Regions from separate parts of the Homo sapiens genome. Here region 1 is linked to region 2. A link is an interaction called in ENCODE POLR2A ChIA-PET data of the cell type or tissue named here. Cell type or tissue: HCT116. All regions are shown on one strand. Links, peaks and the distances in the headings refer to the core of each region. The heading gives the core; the rest is flanking DNA.

Region 1 (7,479 bases), core at 1,957-5,956, 140 kb before region 2:
TGCCAGAAATAGTTCTCCTTGAGATCTTTGTGCCACTGTTTGGGAAGGGTATATCCTCCAGGGAATGGGGGTGTGTGGTGGTTAGGATCCTTAGCTCCCTAAGGAAGGAAGGCTGCTTTCTGGGCACGGTGTTCAGTAAGAAAGGCAGTCTTCCCTCTATCAATCAACCTAGGAAATGAGTGATGTACTAGCTCTCTGCCATCTTTCCAAGTCCCTTCCTGTTGCAAGATCCCATCCTTCTATACACAACTTTGAGGAACGAAGAATATGCCCTCCCTCATCTGAAGTTGCAGAAAGGAGCCATTATCTTGTGCTCAAGATGCCAAAGCCCTATCTAGTGCTACACTAACCCTGGGAGACATCAGGGACTTGGCTGAACTATAGCCAAGGGAACTCCCTGGTATGACAGCCCAGAGAAGGGGCCTTGTGTCTCTAGGGAGGTCCCCACCCTGCTCAGAGGTCCTAGGAGCTTCTGGCTACATGGATCAATCTGCCCTGACTGGGACCCAGATCCCTCTAGAGGAAGAGGAAACAAAGGAGGGTAGAGTAGGGGAACAGCACAGAAAGGGAAATGATTTGCTCATTGTTTCCCGGGGAGGGGGGTGGGCTGTAAGTAGAACCCAGATACCTGCATCCTGAAAACACTCTCTCAATACCCCCAACCACAGCCTCTGCCTCCTTTGAACACTTTCATCCCTCTCAAGCCTCAGTATATGTCCTTTCCCTCTCGATGTGACTTAGAAGTGAATCCTCCAGCATGCATTTCCTGGGGCCTGAGCTGAGAGCTGAGTTGTTTCTCTGTTCAACAACTGGTCACCTACTCTGCTTTCCCCACACCCATGCAGAGACGAGGACCAGTACCTGCTGCGGCACTCCAGCCCCATCACAGACCGGGAGCCAGCCTTTGGACAGCAGGCTCCATGCAGTGTGGCCACAGAAAGCAAAGGGGAGCTACAGAAGATCCTGGCCCACTTGGAAGATGAGAACCGGTGGGTGTGATGATAGCAGAAATCTGTGTGGGTTCTTGAGGCAGACAGATTGAATTTAAGTCCAGGCACTTCTACATCCTAGCTGTCTGACCTTGAGCAAGTTACTTATATTCTGTAATCCTCTATTTCCTTATCTGTAAAACGGGGATGATGATCATCAAACCTGCCTCCTAGGGTCACTTGTGAAGACCAAATGAGATCAGGCATATAATGTGTTTGGCTCAGTGCCTGGCTTATAGTAAGGGTTCAATAAATGCTAGCTATTATAATAATTATTTGAAAACTTTTAAATTTTTTTTTTTTTTGAGACAGAGTCTCACTCTGTTGCCCAGGCTGGAGTGCAGTGTCGTGATCTCGGCTCACTGCAACCTCTGGCTCCTGAGTTCAAACGATTCTCATGCCTTAGCGTCCCGAGTAGCTGGGACTACAGGCATGCACCACCATGCCTGGCTAATTTTTTTTTTTTTTGGTATTTTTAGTAGAGACGGGGTTTCACCATGTTGGCCAGGCTGGTCTTGAACTCCTGACCTCAAGTGATCTGCTCACCCCGGCTTCCCAAAGTGCTGGGATTACAGGCATGAGCCACTGTGCCTGGCCTGAATCCTTTTAATGTAACCCAAATTTTTCCAAGAACACACAAGATGCAAGCAGAGAGAATGCATAGAGAAAACAGGAGAGGGTATGACATGTTCCTGCCCTCAGAGACCTTTCAATGTTGGAAGTGGAAAGAAATGTGTATCACCTAGTAAAAGTATTCCAGAGGACAATGACACTACATAGAGCGTTGGAGGTCTGGAATAGGGATGGTGAAGAAGAATACAGGGAAGACATGACTTTCCATAAAGTAAAGGTGGCAGCAGGTACCTAAGGAGGGTCCAAGCCTCTTATGGGGCATGAAGTAGAATTCGTAGTACCCCTTAGAGCAGTGCTTTGCAAACAGTAGTGCATAAGATAGTCACTTGGGAAGCTTGGTAAAATACAAATTCTAAGTCACAGGTCTGGGTGGGGCCTGAGTTTCTGCGTTTCTCACTAGCTCCCAGTGGATGCCCATACTGCTGTTCCACAGGCCACACTTGGAGTAGCAAGTCTTTAGAACAGTGCTACTCAGAGTTTGGAGAGCAGACCAGGGCCAGTTTGTGACCAGTTTGTGACCAGTCCAAGGCAAGATAAAAAAAAAAAAAAAAAAAAAGAGAGAGTAAGCTTTTAGAAACTTTTACAGCAATTTGACATTGCTATGATATTCAAGCACCAAATTAGTAGGCTCATCTCGTTGAATAGGGTAGAGACCAGTTTGAGTGTTGTTGAACTTGTGTGATGAATTACGTGGTGTGAGCTATGTACTAGTCATGTGCATTGGGACCACATACTGGTCCACAACAGAGTGAAAAAAAAAAAAACCTGGATTTTTGCCATGAATCATTTGAGAAACACTGCCTTTGAGCAGCAGTCTGCAGGCCCTGGGAAACACTGGGCTGAGAGTGACTGTTCTGTTGCAAATAAAGAAAAAACGAACAAAGCCAAAAGTGATATCCCCAAAAGTAGGCCACCTGTTTGGAATTTGTTTTTTTGATGACCCAGCATGGGTGTTCAAAGTGGGCCAAAGAGGAGGATTGTGGAGAGAAGAGGCAAGACAGGTGGTCTCTTGTTTATGTTATGTTTTCCCTTGGAATCTAAACATCTAAAAATGGAGTAGGTGAGTCAGTGGCCCTAATGCCTCCTTTATTTGCAGACTGTGTTTCTGCCTGATTTTAAGGTCAGAATTAATCCCTAAAGCAGCACATCAAAGCCCTGAGACATTTCTTACGCAAAATGTCAACTTTCTCTGCTCTGAGGTCTCAGGATGGCAGAGTAAATGACATATGTGCTGGAGAGGAAGTGGATGTGGCCATTCAAGCAAGAGCACAGCTGGGGGTGGGGATGGGGGTGGGGGTGAGGTAGGGTGGAAGAGCACAGGGATTGTTCACACCTAGGCCTGAGGGGACATCTGAAACCTGGACAGTCAGAGCCCTGTTAGAGCCATAGGTCTTGGTGTCTCTCTCCATGGCAGGATTCTCCAGGGAGAGCTGAGGCGCCTGAAGTGGCAGCATGAGGAGGCAGCTGAGGCACCCAGTCTGGCTGACGGCTCCACTGAGGCAGCAACAGACCACCGCAATGAGGAGCTTCTGGCCGAGGCCCGTATCCTTCGGCAACATAAGAGCCGCCTGGAGACGCGCATGCAGATCCTCGAAGATCACAACAAGCAGCTAGAGTCCCAGCTGCAGCGTCTGAGGGAGCTTCTCCTGCAGGTGAGGATGGAGACAGGAAAAGAGCCAGGGTGGCCTCTGAGCCCAGGGGAAGGGCTGGGGAGCTGAGGGCTGTGGCAAAGAAGACACAAGAGAGAGCTCCTTGGCAGTGGCTGTCAGGTAACTTCCTGAAGAGAACTGGGCCTGCGGTTGGTGGGGGGGCGGGGGAAAGAAGAGACTGGTATGGTCACATCTTCAGCCAACTCTCTTCCACCTACCTTCCATGCCACCCTGTGTGTCACTCTCCAGCCACTGTGGGGCCTGGGGCAGAGAGAAGACTTCTGAGGGCTTATTTCTTCACAACCCATTGGAATCCCATACTAAAAGAACAAACTTCAAAAATCATCTAAAACATTGATTTTGCTAGTATGGTATTTGCTAGAAAGAAGTGGGTTGGGACAAGTTTGGCAAGAGAAAGATTAGTGCTATCTAAAGGTGTTTCTTGTTACTTTTTGCACCTTTCATCTCTGAGAGGCAATGTGTATGCTGTGGTAAAGCTCTGGAGTCAGGCAGCTCTGGGTTTGCATGTGGCTCTGCCAATTGACTGTGGGGTGTTTGGACAGTTAGTTAACCTCTCTAAGCCCCAGTTTCCTCATCTGTACAACAGAGATGGTAACAGTACCAACTTCATAGAATTGTGGTGAACATAAAAGGAGATAATGCATTTATGGAATTTAGCATGATGCCAGGAATTTAGTACACACTTCATAAATGTTACCTATTATTGTCATTATATGTAATGGAAAATACCACTCTTCTGCCTCTTCCCCAGATCCTCCAAGGAATGGCCTCTATGGATTCCTGGAGGTTTCTAACATATGCTATGTCATGAACCAAGGATCAGGTGTGAAACTCTACATTTCCAGAGAGAATTGTGTTCTAAATAGCTTAATTATAGCTGAAATGACAGCAAGAGACCTTTAGGTACAATGCCATTCTTTATTTAATTAATTAATTAATTAATTAATTTTCAAGACAGAGTTTGGCTCTTGTTGCCCAGGCTGGAGTGTAATGGCTCGATCTCAGCTCACTGCAACCTCCGCCTCCCAGGTTCAAGCGATTCTCCTGCCTCAGCCTCCCAAGTAGCTGGGATTATAGGCATGGGCCACCATGCCCGGCTAATTTTGTATTTTTAGTGGAGACGGGGTTTCTCCATGTTGGTTAGGCTGGTCTTGAACTCCTGACCTCAGGTGATCCGCCTGCGTCAGCCTCCCAAAGTGCTGGGATTACAGGCGTGAGCCACCGCGCCCAGCCTACAATGCCATTCTTATAAGAACTGGGAGCCTTTGACACATGTTGTTAAAGGAAGAAGGTAATGGGTAATTCAATATTCTAAGAAGTTTCCTAAAAGTGGAAGCCACTGTTTTAGGTAATACCAAAAGCTTCTTAAAGTCTAAGGGTAAAGGGATGGTATGAAGTCTCTCAGGTCCCTTCTAAGCTCAGGAGTCTGTCAGAGTAAGGTCAGGAAGGCAAATCCACTTAAGTCATGCCTTACCTCTTGCTAGCCACCCACCGAATCAGATGGCAGTGGCTCTGCAGGCTCGTCCCTAGCTTCCTCTCCACAGCAGTCAGAAGGCAGTCACCCCCGGGAGAAGGGACAGACTACTCCAGATACCGAGGCTGCAGGTGAGTTCCCCTGGCCTTTCCCAGCCCCTTTCTCCATGGCTTTGTCCTGCCCTCGATTTCCTGCCCAAGGCTTTGCGGGGCTGGGACTGGTTTCTCCTCTTGGCTTTGTGCTTAGGGTCAGGGATGATTGGTTTACTGATTGATTAATTCATATGCTTATTCCACAAATAAATATACATTGAGCACAACCTATGTATTAGGCATTGTGCTGGGAAGATGCAAATGCTGCGGGCAGGTCTGCCCTTCAGCTGGCAGAATTCTATCTGACCCCTTGGCCTCATAAAGGAGTCTCTAGTTCTCTTCTCAAATCTCTGTTTTTTAACCCAGATGATGTGGGGTCAAAGAGCCAGGATGTCAGCCTGTGCTTGGAGGACATCATGGAGAAACTCCGTCATGCCTTCCCCAGTGTGCGAAGTTCTGATGTGACTGCCAACACCCTGCTGGCCTCTTGATGGAGCCAGATCCCCATCCTATAGTTCATAGTCCTCTCCTGGTTCCGGTCAAAGCCTTTCCTCAGCCTTCACCCAACCTTTCCAGTTTCCACTGGCCCCACATTCCTCAACTAGTATTATTTGGGCTCTGGGCAGCAGCAGGGATCTGGTGGTATGTGAGGTGCATGCGGGCAGTGATGGGAGAAGGGGAGGCATGATTCTTCTGACCCTAGAAATGTTCCCTTTAATCTTCAAGTTCGAGATCAGCCCTTTAAGTACCTTTCTGTTGCAGCCCAGGCAAATATCACTTGGCCATTCAGATGGGGAGCAGAGAAGCTGCCTTGCAGAGCTAAGCGGTACATGTTGGCCCCTCTTCCTTCTCCGTGGAATTATGGAAAGAGAGAAGCCTAATTACCCCAAGGTTCCATCCAGCATTATGAATCCACAGGGTTTACCCCTACTCTCTGGCGCAACTCAGGGAGGCAAAAGGGTATCCCCGAGACACCTTCCCCACCCCAAGTGCCCCTGAAAAAGTCTGGGCAGTGTGTGTTCTATTACTTCAGCTCCAGGACAGATTGCTAGCCATCCTAATGCTACCTAGGTATTGGTTTCTCCTCAAATATCTTCATTTTCTTTAGCCTCAGTCCCTGACAGACCTTCCTTAAGGGGAGAACAGTTCATTCTGGTTCTTCTACGTTATATTTGGAAGCATTAAATCCATACTTATGGGTTTAGATTTTTTTTTTGCCCCACATCTTCCTATTTCTTAAAGTCCTCAGCATTTTGAGAGACCCACTGAGTTGCGAGTTGCTCTGGAAACCTGGCTGAAGCCACCCTTTGCTCCTCTGAGTCTGTCCTCACAGACCTGAGGACACAGTGGCAGCTTGCTGAGCAAGGGAGTGTTGCTTTCCTTGGGTAAGGAAGAGGAAGCCCACCTCAAGTCTGGAGTAGTATGACTGCCATCCAACACCCTTCCAGGCTGTGACCCTTCTAGCTCTCAGGCTGAATCAGGTGAGGTGGCTGATTGTCCCCAGCTAATCATAAGGCATTTGCAACTGGCTACCGTGTGTAGTGGCCCCTCCATAGGAGCCACAGGCCACAAATCAGGAAGCTGGCCACTTTCCACCCAGACAACAACAGCAAGGCCTTCCTGTGCCTAAAATTGTTATTTCTAACTCTGGAAGGTGAATCCAATCCTCAAACTGAACTAGCTCTTCCTAGGCGACATATACCATGATCTCTTTATCCAGAAACTGTTCAGAATAGATAGTAGGGGTGGGGGAGTGGGCTTGGGAATGTTGAATAGATTCAGAGCCCACTTAGGCAGCTTTCTCCCAAGAGGAGCTTTATAACCTAGAGCCCTGCAGTTGACTTCATTTGCCTAAGTTTATATACATACATATCTATTCTACATATCTACTGTACATCAGTGCTCTCCTGGCCTCACTCACACATTAAATTCTAATACCTCTTGAAGTATTAATGTTCTGCCTTGCTCTTTGTTAGCCCCAGCCTCTGGTTGGAAAGATAGATGTATCCTGGCTGTTCCCCTAGGATATCTCTCTCCATTGATGTTTGGGGTGGGCTGTCCTCAAGACCAAAGCAACAGAAACCTGTGGTCACAGAGAATCTAACAGGAAGAGTCACTGTTCTCTTCACTCATTCCAAATCTTGTTCCCTTGAGACCTGGGCCTTGGGTGAATTTTCCTGGGCTCCCCTAAATGGTTCAGGTGCCAAAATAGAGCAAACCCAAGCTCTGCCCACCCCATGCAGAAAAGGACAAACAGGCCTTTATTAGCCTTTGCCAGCTAAGACACAGAGAACATTCTCTGGTCCCTTCCAGCTCTTATGGTCTCACTCAGGGCTAAAGAAAGCAACAGTTGCCACCACAATCAGGAGGGAGTGACGGTTGGGGTGTTGTATTATAATCCAGCAGTGGGCCAGTGGGTAGAACTGCTAGGAACCTAGTTTGATCTGCTGCAGGGGAGGCAGGGCAGTGGCTTGGGTCCAGAAGCTTAGGGTTGCCTCCTCCACCACTAAGTCACAGGTCCAGGGTGTCAGACTTCACAGCATAACATCTGCCTTAGTGTTCATGAGGTCTCTGGGCAGGAGAACTGGGTATCTGGATAGATGGTTGAGCAGGTGGTAGGC
Region 2 (5,793 bases), core at 1,193-5,192:
GCTGGGTAAGGTAGGGCGTTGTGCCATTGTGGTCAAATAACATTGCACGTTCTGAACTGTTTCTTTACTAGGTTAACGTCCCTAAAACCCGCCGGACTTTCTGTAAGAAGTGTGGCAAGCACCAACCCCATAAAGTGACACAGTACAAGAAGGGCAAGGATTCTCTGTACGCCCAGGGTAAGATGGATTCCGCATAATTTGGTGTTAATGTGACATTTGTGTTGTAGAATAACATACGAGTCCGGGTCTCTCTCCCTCCACGCCTGGCTTGAGCGTTAATATTTCTGCTGCGAAATTAAGATAAAACCTGTAAGACTTACTTGCTGATCTTCAGTATTTTATAACAAATACCAATTCGTTTTCCCAGGAAAGCGGCGTTATGACAGGAAGCAGAGTGGCTATGGTGGGCAAACTAAGCCGATTTTCCGGAAAAAGGTGAGTGGTAGTTACTATTTGACGTTTCCCAGTTAATTGCCGTAAGGATATGCACTTGTCTCTAGTCCACACACTTCATGATATAGGTATAGCGTTAGTTTAGCGAAGTTTTCACTGCACTGATATATCTAGTAGGTGATGGAGCTGGGAATGCAACTCATGTCTGACTAGTCCACAATACTGCACTATTTCAGTGTTTACGATTTTTTATCCTTTCCCTTCTGAAGAGGCAAAAAATTGAGGAATGTGCCCTGCTTTCCTAAGAACTGAAGTGTGAGTACACTGGTAAATCCTTTCATTTGCCTTGTTCCTTATCTGTCAATATGTCTGAATCCTCGCTTGTTGGTTGCACTAAGAATTGTTCTGTTGTTTCTCATCACAGAAATCTGCAGTCAACTACCTGTTCTCGTGAAGTCTTAAAACTCTTATAGAATAGCCATTTAGGCCTTTCTGCTAGCCTCCTGAATTCTGTATTCTCAGGCTGAGCGAGTTTCTGTTTACTCTCAAACCTTAGGTGATTTGGCTAACTCTTAAAGTAATTAGCACGATGATTGGAACGGAGCATTCTCTCCAACACAGCATTTCTTTTGGCACTTTGCTTCTTGTGCAGTTTAGCTCCAGAAAGTATTAAGGAATGACTTTAGTGCTCATTTGGATGCAGTAAGTGGTTTGATCTCAGGGTGGCAAAAAGAATGCTTTTTTTATACCTTTTCACATTCGGATAACTTGTTTAGAAGACAGAGGTTCTAACTAGGTTTTGGCCTATTAAGAACTGCAAACTAGCAGCAGCAGAACTCTGGCTAAAGGGGCAAGCTTATTAGGAAATTGAGTATTTAAAAGTTGAGCTACCATATGATCCAACAATCCCACTGCTGGGTATATACCCAGAAGAAAATCGGTATATCAAAGAGATATCTGCACTCCTATGTTTGTTGTAGCACTGTTTATAATAGCTAAGATTTAGAAGCAACCTTAGTGTCCATCGGGATGAATGGATAAAGAAAATGTACCTATACGCGGCCAGGCACGGTGGCTTGTGCCTAGCACTTTGGAAAGCCGAGGCGGGTGGATCACCTGAGGTCAGGAGTTCGAGACCAGCCTGGCCAAGATAGTGAAACCCCGTCTCTAGTAAAAATACAAAAATTAGCCGGGCTTGTGGTGTGGGCCTGTAATCTCAGCCACCCGGGAGGCTGAGGCAGGAGAATCGCTGGAACCTGGGAGGCAGAGGCTGCAGTGAGCCGAGATCACGCCACTGTACTCCAGCCTGGGCGACAGAGCAAGACTCCATCTCAAAAAAAAAAAAAAAAAAAAGGGAAAAAGAAAATGCACCTATACACAGTGGTACTATTCAGCCATAAAAAGAATGAGATCCAGTCATTTACAACAACATGGGTGGAACTGGAGATCGTTATGTTAAGTGAAATAGGCACACAAAGACAAGCATCACATGTTCTTGTTTGTGGGATCTAAAAATCAAAACAAGTGGACTTGTCATATAGAGAGTAGAAGGATGGTTACCAGAAGCTGAGAACTTCTGGTGGCGGGAGGTGGGGATGGTTAATGGGTACAAAAAGAAAAAAGAATGAATTAGACCAACTATTTGATAGCACGACAGCGTGACTAAAGTCAATAACTTAGTTACATATTTTAAAATAACTTAGAGTGTAATTGGATTGTTTGTACCTCAAAGAAAAAATGCAATAAAACTTTACAGTGGAGAAACCTAACAAGCACTACCTCAGCCAGGTAATCAAGGTTAACATCAACAGTCACGAGTCATGTTGATATATACCCTTGATAAGGTGTGATGAAAATGACACTTAAACCTAAAAATCCATAACCCTATCTAATGAGAAAAATAACAAATCCCAAGAGGGGCATTTTACAAAATACTTGACCAGTAGTGCGGAAATTGTCAAGGTCATCAAAAAAGTCTGAGAAATTGCCACAGCCAAAGGAGTCTAGAGACATGATGACTAAATGTTAGGTGGTGTCCTGCGTGGGGTCCTAGAACAGAAAAAGGACATTAGAAAAACATAAGGAAATAAAAAAAAAGTATGGACTTGAGTTAATAAGGCATCAGTGTTGGTTTGTTAATGAGTCATACTAATGTAAGATGAGAAACTGGTAAGGTTTATAAGAACTCTGTAGCATGTTTGCAATTTTTTGGTAAATAGAAAACTTGTAAACAATAGTTCTGTTGTTTAGGTAAAAGGAGCAATCAAGGCCGTGCGTGGTGGCTCGCGCCTGTAATCCCAGCACTTTGGGAGGCCAAGGCGGGTGTATCACCTGAGGTCAGGGGATCAAGACCAGCCTGTCCAACATGATGAAACCCCCATCTCTAGTAAAAATAAGAAAAAATTAGCTGGGCGTGGTGGTGGGCGCCTGTTATCCCAGCTACTCAGGAGGCTGAAGCAGGAGAATTGTTTGAACCCAGGAGAAGGAGCTGAGATCACGTCATTGCACTCCAGCCTGGGCAACAAGAGCAAAACTCCATCTCAAAAAAAAAAAAAAAGAACAATAAAAAAAGTTGAGGATTAGTGGGGAGTGTAGTTTGAGTTAAATAATTCAGTTGAATGGACATAAATTCTAGACATAATTGTAGGTAGTCTTAGAATTTATTGATCTTTTATAGAGATGGGGTTCTCACTATGTTGCCCAGGCTGGTCTCAAAATCCTGGGCTCAAGTGATCCTGCCTCAGCCTCACAAACTGTTGGGATTAAAGAACTATGCAGAGCTGCTGAATGGCCACAAGTTCAGGGTGGCAAGATGAGTTGCCCATTTGATAGGAAGCTCTAGGATGTTTGATCTGAATGGGGTTTGGATTCAAACTTGATGACAACTGGGTGACATGCCATCTTTGCTATTACCACATTTTCTCTTTATATATATATATTTATATATTATATATTATATATATTTTTATGTTTTTTATATATATTTATATATATAATATATATATATATATTTTTTTTTTTTTTTTGAGATGGAGTCTCTGTTTCCCTGGCTGGAGTGCAGTGGTGCGATCTCTGCTCACTGCAACTTCCGCCCACCTCCCGGGTTCAAGTGATTCTTCTGCCTCAGCCTCCTAAGCAGCTGGGATTATAGACACGTGCCACCATGCCCGGCTGATTTTTTTGTATTTTTAGTAGAGATGGGGTTTCACCATGTTGGTCAGGCTGGTCTTGAACTCCTGACCTCATGATCTGCCTGCCTCGGCCTCCCAAAGTGCTAGGATTACAGGCATGAGCCACTGTGCCCAGCCTTCTCTTTATTTTTTTTAGTCCACAAGTTCTACACATTTTCTCTTAAATTCACTGATTTTTAGATTATTTTCTCCCTATGGCTTAAGAGTATACTGAGTACTATTTAAAGCAAAGCATTGCAAAAGAATAGTTGCCCCACTATTCATTTGCAATGCTTTGCTTTAAATAGTACTTAAAGTAGTCATTTTTGAAGAAAGTGATCTTCTGTAGTTATTTATTAAGGCTTTAATTTAATTTTTTTTCAGGCTAAAACTACAAAGAAGATTGTGCTAAGGCTTGAGTGCGTTGAGCCCAACTGCAGATCTAAGAGAATGCTGGCTATTAAAAGATGCAAGCATTTTGAACTGGGAGGAGATAAGAAGAGAAAGGTATATAATTATGGGTGGAAGGTGCAATCTTTTTCATAGCTTTATTATTTGAAAAGGTGAACATCTATTCATTGTGGCATAGAGCTCAGGGGTAATCCTCTAAAAATATTAGATCTATAGCTAAAGATATGTGAGGTCTTTTGCTACAAGGAGGAAAGGAAGAATGAGGCAGCTTAACAGCATGGTGAGTATTTTAGGAACAGATAATGTTCTTAATGGGGCAGTAGTTCATGGCAAAATACAAAACAACTTTTTTCTGTTCTGTTACAGGGCCAAGTGATCCAGTTCTAAGTGTCATCTTTTATTATGAAGACAATAAAATCTTGAGTTTATGTTCACTTCATTTGTTTGCTGTTCATCTTTTGGGAGGGAATAAGCTAGAGCCATCAATACAATTCCGCTTGTGGGGAAATTTATGCCTCTTACTGGTACTACTTGTTTTGCATTGAAGCTGACTGGTTGAGTTCACATCATATGTTGCAATTTTCTAATTTGGCACTTCAATCACTAGGGGCCTTATGAGGCAGTTTGTCATTATGCAATGGTTATTGGTTATCATGTGAGTAGACACATTTCAGGCTAATAGGGAGAAGTCAGTAACACATTCATAGTGAATATGAGATGTCTTTGCTAAGAGTTAAGTGTCAGATCTTTGTTATAACAGTTAATTTAATAAAGAATTTTGGCATTGTTCTTCAGACACAGTACACTGTAACATATATAACATTGTCTGTGGACTTGGTCTTACACTCTTGAACATTTTGACATTCCCCCTCACATTTTAAAGTAGATATATTTATACCAAAATAACTACAAAGAATAGGTTTTCTAGTGTATGAAACCCCCCAGTGGAGTTTTTTTTTTTTTTTTGAGACAGGGTCTCCCTCTCGTAAGTGCCAGTGGTGTGGATCATAGCTTGCTACAGCTTTGAGCTTGCAGGCTCAAGTGGTCCACCTGCCTCAGCCTCCTGAGTAGCTGGGACTATAGGTGCCTGTTACCATACCTGGCTAATTTTAGTTTTTGTGTTGGGTGTCTCTCTTTGTTACTCAGCTAGTCTGGAACTCCTGGCCTTCAGTGAAACTCCTATCTCAGCATCCCAAGATGTTGGGATTACAGGTGTGAGCCACCAGGTCTGGCCAAACTCCCCGGTGGAAGAATCTTAAGAGACAAAATATCCATTCTTTAAAATGCCTCTTAACAGTTCCAAATTATACATCTTTTTTTTTTTCTTTTTTTGAGATGGAGTGTTGCTCGTTACCTAGGCTGGAGTGCAATTGGTACAACCTCAGCTCACTGCAGCCTCTGCCTCCCAGGTTCAAGTGATTGTCCTGCCTCAGCCTCTGGAGTAGCTGGGATTACAGGTGCCTGCCACCTGCCTGGCTAATTTTTGTATTTTTAGTAGAGAGGGGGTTTCACCATGTTGGCCAGGATGGTCTCCATCTCCTGACCTCGTGATCCGCCCGACTTGGCCTCCCAAAGTGTTGGGATTACAGGCGTGAGACACCGTGCCTGGCCTATACATCCTTCTTAATACATTTCAGTCTTAATGATGTTTAGCTCTTGGTAGTTAAATATGCTACACATTTTGATAATTGGGAGAGAATCTCAACAAGGGGGGTGGGTATCTGGATGAGTAAATATGGGTTTAATAGTTTTATTCCTAAAGTTTAAACTTCGGAAAATTTTATTCAAGGAAATAGAACTTTTTTTTTTGAGATGGAGT

The links. Peaks named below come from ENCODE experiments on the same cell type or tissue, not always from the same donor. Only the 100,000 strongest peaks of a DNase experiment are listed, where the experiment ranks them.
Region 1: POLR2A ChIA-PET joins it to region 2 with 5 read pairs; 3 of 35 experiments call an interaction of 5 or more read pairs at or near these places.

Annotation. Positions count from the first base shown.
Region 1 is chrX:101,255,273-101,262,751 of GRCh38, forward strand. It overlaps DRP2 (dystrophin related protein 2), which reads left to right. Exons shown (of 24, transcript NM_001939.3): 21 at 846-989; 22 at 3,037-3,274; 23 at 4,777-4,897; 24 at 5,225-7,479. The coding sequence ends at 5,349. Among named protein-coding and RNA genes, the nearest start is that of TAF7L, 32 kb to the right of the region's middle. In HCT116, for the core only: CTCF peaks have their summits at 5,322 (motif pointing right) and 5,523; no DNase peak of the experiment used is centred there.
Region 2 is chrX:101,391,388-101,397,180 of GRCh38, forward strand. RPL36A-HNRNPH2 (RPL36A-HNRNPH2 readthrough) reads left to right here. Exons shown (of 4, transcript NM_001199974.2): 2 at 72-177; 3 at 368-435. It overlaps RPL36A (ribosomal protein L36a), which reads left to right. Exons shown (of 5, transcript NM_021029.6): 2 at 72-177; 3 at 368-435; 4 at 3,948-4,070; 5 at 4,341-4,768. The coding sequence ends at 4,361. Among named protein-coding and RNA genes, the nearest start is that of RPL36A-HNRNPH2, 3.3 kb to the left of the region's middle. In HCT116, for the core only: no CTCF peak of the experiment used is centred there; no DNase peak of the experiment used is centred there; H3K4me3 peaks cover 164 bases; H3K27ac peaks cover 1,554 bases.